2 separate regions of the Homo sapiens genome follow, and region 2 is linked to region 1. Evidence: read pairs that join two places in POLR2A ChIA-PET (ENCODE). Cell type or tissue: MCF 10A. All regions are shown on one strand. Links, peaks and the distances in the headings refer to the core of each region. The heading gives the core; the rest is flanking DNA. Region 1 overlaps VGLL3 (vestigial like family member 3). Region 2 has its middle 110 kb from the start of VGLL3.

Evidence for each region. ChIA-PET counts read pairs that join two places held together with the same protein. Peaks named below come from ENCODE experiments on the same cell type or tissue, not always from the same donor. Only the 100,000 strongest peaks of a DNase experiment are listed, where the experiment ranks them.
Region 2: POLR2A ChIA-PET joins it to region 1 with 5 read pairs; 2 of 35 experiments call an interaction of 5 or more read pairs at or near these places.

What each region holds. Positions count from the first base shown.
Region 1 is chr3:86,935,554-86,939,958 of GRCh38, reverse strand. It overlaps VGLL3 (vestigial like family member 3), which reads left to right. Exons shown (of 4, transcript NM_016206.4): 4 at 1-1,986. Among named protein-coding and RNA genes, the nearest start is that of VGLL3, 53 kb to the left of the region's middle. In MCF 10A, for the core only: no CTCF peak of the experiment used is centred there; a DNase peak (open chromatin) is centred at 2,558.
Region 2 is chr3:86,877,200-86,881,604 of GRCh38, reverse strand. No RefSeq gene overlaps it. Among named protein-coding and RNA genes, the nearest start is that of VGLL3, 110 kb to the left of the region's middle. In MCF 10A, for the core only: no CTCF peak of the experiment used is centred there; no DNase peak of the experiment used is centred there.

The DNA of each region.
Region 1 (4,405 bases), core at 292-4,291:
TTATTATCTTACAGCTCTGTCAGTCAGACATTCAGCAAAGATCTTAGTCTTGGTGGGCTACAGAATGTAGGAGGCATTTCCTGGATGCTTCCAAGAGAGAATCTTGCTGTTCCCTGCTTCTAGAGTCCTTTGCTTAGTTTCCTTCCATCTTCAAATCCAGCAACCTGGTCAAGACCTTCTCACATGACATCACTGACTTCCTCTTCTTCCTCTCCCTTACATATTTAAGGACTCATGTGATTACAATAGCTGCATCTGTGTAATCCAGAATAATCTCTTCATCTCAAGGTTTTTGTTCTGTTTTGTTTTTTTGTTTTGTTTTGTTTTGTTTTGTTTTGATGGAGTCTTGCTCTGTCGTCAGGCTGGAGTGCAGTGGCGCGATCTCGGCTCACTCCAACCTCCACCTCCCGGGTTCAAAGGATTCCCCTGCCTCAGCCTCTCGAGTAGCTGGGACTACAGATGCGTGCTACCACACAAGGCTAATATTTTGTATTTTAGTAGAGACGGGATTTCACCATGTTGGCCAGGATGGTCTCCGTCTCCTGACCTCGTGATCTGCCTGCCTTGGCCTCCCAAAGTGTTGGGATTACAGGCATAAGCCATTGCGCCATGCTCAAGGTTCTTAATTACATCTTTAAAGGCCCTTTTTCCATGTACAGTAACATATTCAATGGTTCTGGGGATTAGGACTTGGAGCCATTATTCTACCTACAACAATTAGTATTGGACTTCCATCATTTTCTATCACTCTTGTAATCGAGAAGGACTATTTCACTGGGAGTAGCAAGTCATAATGTTTGCGTTGGCATTTGTGTGGGGGTTTATCTTCATTCATTAAATAATTGCATGTAAAGAAAATTCCTGTCACTATTTCAAATGTTTCATGTAGTTATTATAGTGCTTCAGAATCCAAAGGGTTATGTGTTACTTATGTAAGATGAGCAGTCTAGGGGGTGGAGAACAGGTCATCTAGTGCAGATTCTTCCTAGCTGAAGTGTGTTTTCTCTGGGGACAACCAAGTAGGATTTAATTGTTTTGCTTCCTTTTTTGGGAACTTAGACCCATCTTGCGATGTCCTAAGTCTCCAAGCATCTTATTTGACCTGCTTATACACATTTGACTAAATAGCTAAATATGACCACATTGACGTGGTAAAGCTTTAACACTTTTGTCCAGATTGAATCACTCCATCTGCTATCAGTTAAGCAGTGGAAAACTGTTATGGAAAAGCAAACATGTTTTGATAGATTTAATGTGTAAAGAAGGTATCCATACTCTGGAATGCTGCTGATCAATAAATGAGCTGCAAGACTTTGTTCGAAACAACACTCAAGCACAACTGTTTTACTTTCCATACCAAGTTTGGCTGTGACTGAATGAAGAACATCAGCATTGATCTTTGCTTTGCACTTGTACAAGAGACTATTTGCAGAGAGCCAAATATAGCAACAGAGGATTTAATATCTTGCCAAAAAATACAAAATCTGTTCCCCTTTAAGCATGACACTCTATCCTTTCTTGTGGATCTTGCTAAAAGGAAAATATAGCTTTAAACTCCCCTATTCCTTCTGTTGAAAGCTTAAGAATCTTTTTCAAATGAGCTATGTATGGTTTTGTGGTATTTTATGTTTCCAAAAGAAAATGGCTACATGAAAAATCTGTCCAGTGTTATCATTTTTCTTACAAAAAATACTTCTAGTTATGGTTGTATTAATTAATTTGATTGTGATAATGATTACACAATGTTTACCTATATCAAATCATCATATCGTATACCTTAAATATATATAACTTTTATGTGTCAATTATAACTCAGTAAGTCTGGGAAAATATCGTTAAGTCAAAGATTAGAGTCAACAGAAATAAAGAAAAATCATACTTTGATAACTTCAGGACTAATCAAGGATCAATGGGTGACATGATATCATGCTATGTGCCATTTTGTGTTAAACAAATTACACCAACAATAAAAAAAATTGGCTTCAATCAACGAGGTTCTTTCTTTGTCTTAGAACATGGGTGCTTTGTTCTGAGTGTTGTCTGATGGGTAGGCAGATTAGTTTAGATTTCTCTATAATGTGGTTAATGACAATAGCTCTTCTGCTCAGTTTATGATGCATATAAAGAATTTTGAAAGTAGTCTTACAAACTTCACCATGAAGTTTCTGCAGTGACAGCTTTACCAGACATCTCCGTGTGGGATTTTAAAACAAACACAAGGCTGTTTGGAAATACTTGGTATATATAAATATGCAAAATATGCTGAACAGCGCTAACAGCTGTAGGGTGAACTCCCTCATCCTTGAGCAGAATATTTTGGTGGCAGTGTGGTTATTTTTTCCATCTTTGCTTTTAATTCCCGCCCCCCCCCCCGCTCTTTTCTCCACCCACTCACCCATCTACAATCCACTCCAAAAGCACAAATTTAACACCCTTCCCCCTACTTCCACACTGCTTCCAAGAAAATCATTTTAGTAGATTCCCACTGGAAAAGGTGGGTGGTGGCTTGATGGAATGTTTCTGAGTTACACGATGTTGTAAAGCCTGAGCTTCGGGGAACTTGCTTGGACTTGATCTGACATCAGGCTCACACACAGCCCAGACACTCTGCAGGCCAGATTCCATTAAGGCTTATCATTGCAAGAAGAGGAAAAGTCCTGTTGTGAGTGGCCCTCCAGCCATGATGATTCCAAAGATGGCAAAATAATCATTTTAAGTGTGTGCTATCAGGTTCTGTAACATCAAGGCACTCATCCTTTTATGAAAATAAGCATATGCCCTATTTTCATATGCCTTTCCTCAGAGCCCGAAAATGGAGGGAGGACACAAGAAAAGTTAAAATTCAAAGTTTCTTCTTATGGTATCTTGAAGAATTGAAGGTTTGAAGGAAAGAAGGTACCAAATATGAAGAGAGAAGGCCCACATCCTAGGACCATTTCCACTGGTGATTTGTTGATATTATTTAATCTTATATTTCTGTTTATCTGTCCAAGGAAGATCAAGTGAAATAAATCTAAACTGATTTGGGAAAAATAAAGTGCTATATAAATACAAAGAAATAGGAACCAATATTTAATGAAAGTCATTGATCTATCATGAGTATTACATGAATTCACCTCAAGTGATTCTCACAAATAGCAATATGCAGATAGCATTATTTGAGAAGCTGTTAGCAATATAAAAATGGGGGTTGAGTTTCAGCAATGCTACTTAGAAGCTGTATATTTTGGATAATTTTCTTCACCTCTTTAAGTCACAGTGTGGTCATCTGTATGTAAAATGAAGATTTTTTTTTTTTTTTTTTTTTTGAGCGGGAGTCTAGCTCTGTCACCCAGGCTAGAGTGCAGTGGCTGGATCTCGGCTCACCGCAACTTCTGCCTCCTGAATTCAAGGGATTCTCCTGCCTCAGCCTCCCAAGTAGCTGGGATTACAGGTGCCTGCCACCATGCCCAGCTAATTTTTGTATTTCTAGTAGAGACTGGGTTTCACTGGCCAGACTCGTCTCGAACTCCTGACCTTGTGATCTGCCTGCCTTAGCCTCCCAAAGTGCTGGGACTACAAGCGTGAGCCACTGAGCCCAGCCATCAAATGAAGATATTAAAGGAAACTACTTCACAGAGTTGTTACTAGAATTAAGTATTTAATTTACTTATCACTAAGTAAATATTGTTGTTGCTCTTTAATTAATCTAACTTTTCAGTAATTGAGGAAATCATCAGTTAAGTTCATTCTGAAGGGCACTGATATAATTTGGCCCTGAGCACCCACTCAAATTTCATCTTGTAGCTCCTATAATTACCAAGAATTGTGGAAGGGACCCAGTGCTGTTCTTGTGATAGTGAATGAGTCTCACAAGATCTGATAGTTTTACAAAGGGGAGTTTCCTTGCACAAGCTATCTCTTTGTATGCTGCCATCCATGTAATATGTAACTTGCTCTTCCTTGCCTTCCACCATGATTGTGAGGCCTCCCCAATCATGTGGAACTGTAAGTTCATTAAACCTCTTTCTTTTGTAAATTGCCCAGTCTCGGGTATGAAATCAGCAGCACGAAAATGGGCTAATACAGTAAATTGGTACCAGTAGAGTGGGGGCACTGCTGAAAAGATACCCAATAATGTGGAAGCAACTTTGGAAATGGGTAACAGGCAGAGGTTGGAACAGTTTGGAGGGGTCAGAAGAAGACAGGAAAATATGGGAAAGTTTGGAACTTCCTAGAGATTTGTTGACTAGCTTTGATCAAAAGGCTGATAGTGATATGGACAATGAAATCCAAGACGAGATGGTCTCAGATGGAGAGGAGGAACTTGTTGGGTACTGGAGCAAAGGTGACTCTTGTTATGTCTCAGCAAAAAGACGAGGAATTTTGCCCTGCCCTAGAGATCTGTGGAACTTTGACCTTGAGA
Region 2 (4,405 bases), core at 152-4,151, 58 kb after region 1:
CTCCTAAAAATATAAATTTTGTTTACTTGCTATTAAGCCTTTTCCCTCTCCTGTGATAACACCCACAAAGCTACGGTGAAAGATATCTTATAATTCAACATAATAACAATTATTTTTAAGGGAAGATAACAAAAATTTCTTTTATTCCCACACTGTTATTATATTTCCCTTTTGGTTAATATTCCCTCTTCAGATATCCTTTTTACAATGAAAACACAGTAGCCTCTCTGCTGTATCTCTTTGCCAACAAGCTACTACAAGATTCCAAAACCTGTGGCAATTTGACATTTTGTTAATACATGACTCTGTATTATGCAACCAGAAAAAAAAAATACTTAAAACAATGAGAGAGAGAGAGAGCACGCGCCCAGGTAACCACTCAAGATAAATATCTGAGCAATATTCTCACTTAAATTTCATTATTTATGTCTTGCTCTGGGTGGTATTTTGGAGTTTAGAAAATCATAAGGATATTTTATATCTGGGTTACACTGTACTCCAAGGACATATACATTTAAGTTTACAATTGTATCAGATTAGTTTCTTCTAGGATCTTGGAGATGGGGCAGCAAAAGAGTTATGGCTTATCTAGGAGGGATGGGATTTACAGATCACAAAAGCCACAAGTAGAGAAATATTGGAGGCACAGGTGGAACATCTCCTTTTACACTGAATAATGCTTGCTCCCTTCCCAGAATTAATCAATTACAAAATATAAAGAAAAAACTTTTTTTTCCTGTTTGAGTTTTGAATTGTTTATATTTCAATACAAAGATACAGCAGCTCAACTCCTTTTTTTTAACAGCTTAAACTTTTCCTCATAGTTGTCTGGGAAGCAGAATTAAAGTTGTGTGGTCCGTGAGAGATAAGGGGACTTGGATAGGGGATGAGATTGTGGTAGGAAGATCGTAATAAGACTACATATCAAGAGACTGCACCTGTTGTCCTTAAGCATGTAACCTGAATGAGTGGCCCTAGCTTCCATGGAAACACCTGAACCTCAGGTAAGTGTCGACATACTGCTTGGTCTACATGATACACTGTCACATGGAAAGCATGGCTCTGTCCAGCCTAAGACAAGGGCAGTCTCATGGACTGGGTCCGCCCATCAAACAGTGAGAGGCTCAGAAGTATAGCAGAGTAGGAAAAACATGATGCCGCTGGTGATCTGAAAAAGGGGAATCTCTAAGGCAGTAAAGAGAGTAATCTTCCCTGAAATACCCAAACAAAGAACTTGAAAATAGCATGTCTTTACTTGGGAGGTTAGGAGTAAAAGCTTTTTGAGAGGTAGATTCTTAGCACCATCAGCCAGTCCACATCATCGACGGGTGACTCAACATATTTATCTTAGTTTTGGCTTCCATAGTAAACTACCATAAATGGTGCAGTTTAAACAACACATATGTATTTCTCACAGTCTAGAAGCTGGGAAGTTGAAGATCAAGGTGGCAGCAGATGCAGTGTCTGGTGAGGGCCCGCTTCTTGATTTGTAGCCAGCTCCCCGTTCCGTGTAGCCTCACCTGGTGGAGAGCAGGGAGAGGAAGCAAACTCTCTTGTGTCTCTTTTTATAAGAGCACTAATTTCACCATGAGGACTCCACCCTCATGACCTAATCACCCCCAAAAGCCCTATCTCCAAATACTATGGCATCGGGAATTAAGCTCCAACATATGAATTGGGGCAGAGTGGGAGGCTGGAAACAAACCTTCCGTCATTAGCAATGCTTTGTATCATACTACAATGTAAGTTAACTTCTGTCATTGCCCCTTCTCCCTTGCTTTCTTCTTCCACTATCCCAGAGCTACATTTTCCACTGCACCCTTGTAGTCTCTTCCTTATTTTTCTGCAACATAATACCATATGCAATTTTTTAGAACAATTTTCTTCACAAAAACTTTATTAATCATTCAACCTCAGAGATATTTCAAGGCCAGGCATGGTGGCTCACTCTTGTAATCCCAGCACTTTGGGAGGCCGAAGCAGGAGGATCACCTGTCAGGAGTTTGAGACCAGCCTGGCCAACCTGGTGAAACCCCTTCTCTACTAAAAATACAAAAGTTAGCCAGGCATTGTGGCGCACACCTGTAGTCCCAGCTATTCGGGAGAATCGCTTGAACTTGGGAAGCGAAACTCAGGCTAAATTAAAAAAAAAAAAACACAGGTATTTCAAACATTCAATTTCCAGTAGTACTTATATTTGTATAAAACAATCTATTAATTTATAATGTATTGTCTTAAAATTTAGAGGAACATTTATCTTGCCTTTCTAATTAGATTGTGCAGGTGTCTTTTTTTTTTTTTTCCTCTAGTATTCCCTACAATGCCTACAATGTATGAAATGACTATCGGTTGACTTGATTTTACTAGCACAACACTCACACAGCCCTGGTTCCTATGTTAATAAGAAAAATGAGCTTAAATAGAAATATACATTTTAGCCCACCTCAATAGGCAGTGTTTAGCTATTAGGTGAGTTTCCATATTTTAGAGATGTATTGAGATATTCAAAATGCAGTCTAAATCAACATTTTAGATTTATATCAGATGAAGTGCACGCCAATCAAATTAATAATCGATAGCTGTGGTCCAGGTCTGAAACTGAATGCAAAGCAAATTTGAAAAATTTTCTAATCGGTATCCAATCTGTAAAATGACTGTCACTATTCCTCAACAAAGGAGCAAATAGATTATAATATCTTATAAAGATTTTATTATTACTTTTCTTCTTTTTAAACTGAGAGATGCATTGCTTAGATTCTGAGGGCTGGGGGAAAGTCACATTTGTTGGAACTGAACCATGTGTCACAGCTTCAATTTAAATTAGGAGGGAAATTGAAAGGGCCCCCATGTGAAAGCTATGTTCAACTTGTTAGTTAACAAATAAATCAATGCCAAGTCCACATTCTAAAGCATTTTATTTCTACAATGCTTGGTTATTAGTGGAATTCAGATTATTTAAACAACCACTGCAATGTTTTGCTCCTTGTTCCCCTGGATCTGTCTCCTTTTATTCCTTCCCTTTCTCCACACACAAATATCCACCATGCCTCAGTTTTTAAATGCTTCTTCTCCTTACTGTGAAATCTGTCTTGAAGAATATTGTCACAGCAGAGCAGGAGAAGGTCTTAATCCAAGCCCTGAGAGACACATTTGAAAGGGCCGTGCAAGAGAATTTGGTGACCGTTTAATGTTTTAATCCCCTTTACTTTTGTTAGAATAATTAACATAAAGAGAAAGGTAACTACCATGAGCAAACAAATCTTATTACAGTGAAATGCAGACAAATGCGCAGACACACATCCATCCTTTATAGCATGACCTTCCACTGACTTGTTCTCTAATAAAAAACGTGGCCAAAAATATCCATATTTTTTTTACCCATCTGATTTATGAAGGATACAGTGATTATTTTCTGTTGAAGAAATTCACTAGTCACATCAGGAATATAATGCTCAGAGAGAAAGAGAACAGAGTAGTGACTAAGACCATGGCCTCTGGAGTAAAAATACTGATTATAAATTCTGACCCTGACCCTTACTAACCATGCAACTTTGGACAAGTTACCTAATACTTTTTGCTTCAGTTTCATCATCTGTAACATGAAAACAATACTACCTGCCACATGAGGATGTGGTGAAAATTAATGTACATATGTCTACACACAGAAGACTTAGACTAATATCTGGTCCATAGGAAACACTATACTATATAAAGATTAGTTGTTCTTATTGGTGTGGGAAGGTAGCATTTTCCATTATGATCCCTTTTGTAGTATTTGAATTTATAACTTTGTGAAGGCATTATTTTATTCATTTACCAAAGAAAACATAAACACAAAACTATGTTTATTTAGGCTCAGTCACAAATGTTTAAAAAGTTTGAGATTGCTTATTGTTTATTAATTTAATGTATTTGAAGAGAAATGAATCCATGTATTTGAAGAAATAAACATATTTTTGTAGTTTTAAGTAGCTTTAGAATTTTGTATGTAAATATAATCATGAAAAAATATATCAAAATAAGGCAATGTTAATCATTAATATACTTTAGAACTATAAAAATATAGTCGAATGTCATTTCCAAGATTTAATATTAAATTTGAGATGGGTTAAAAATCAGATACCATAAAGTTAAATACTCTTCAAGACAAATAGAAAGTTATTTTTGGAGAAGTACAAATGAGTTTTTCGTTTTTGTTTTTCTATTTCAAGATTTTTTATTTTTATTTTTATTTTATTTTACTTTTATTATTATACTTTAAGTTCTAGGGTATATGTGCACAACATGCAGGTTTGAAACATAGGTATACATGTGCCATGTTGGTTTGCTGTACTACAAATGAGTTTTAATAACACTGATGTGCATTAACATTTTGCTGTAAAATATACAATTCTATATTGATTAC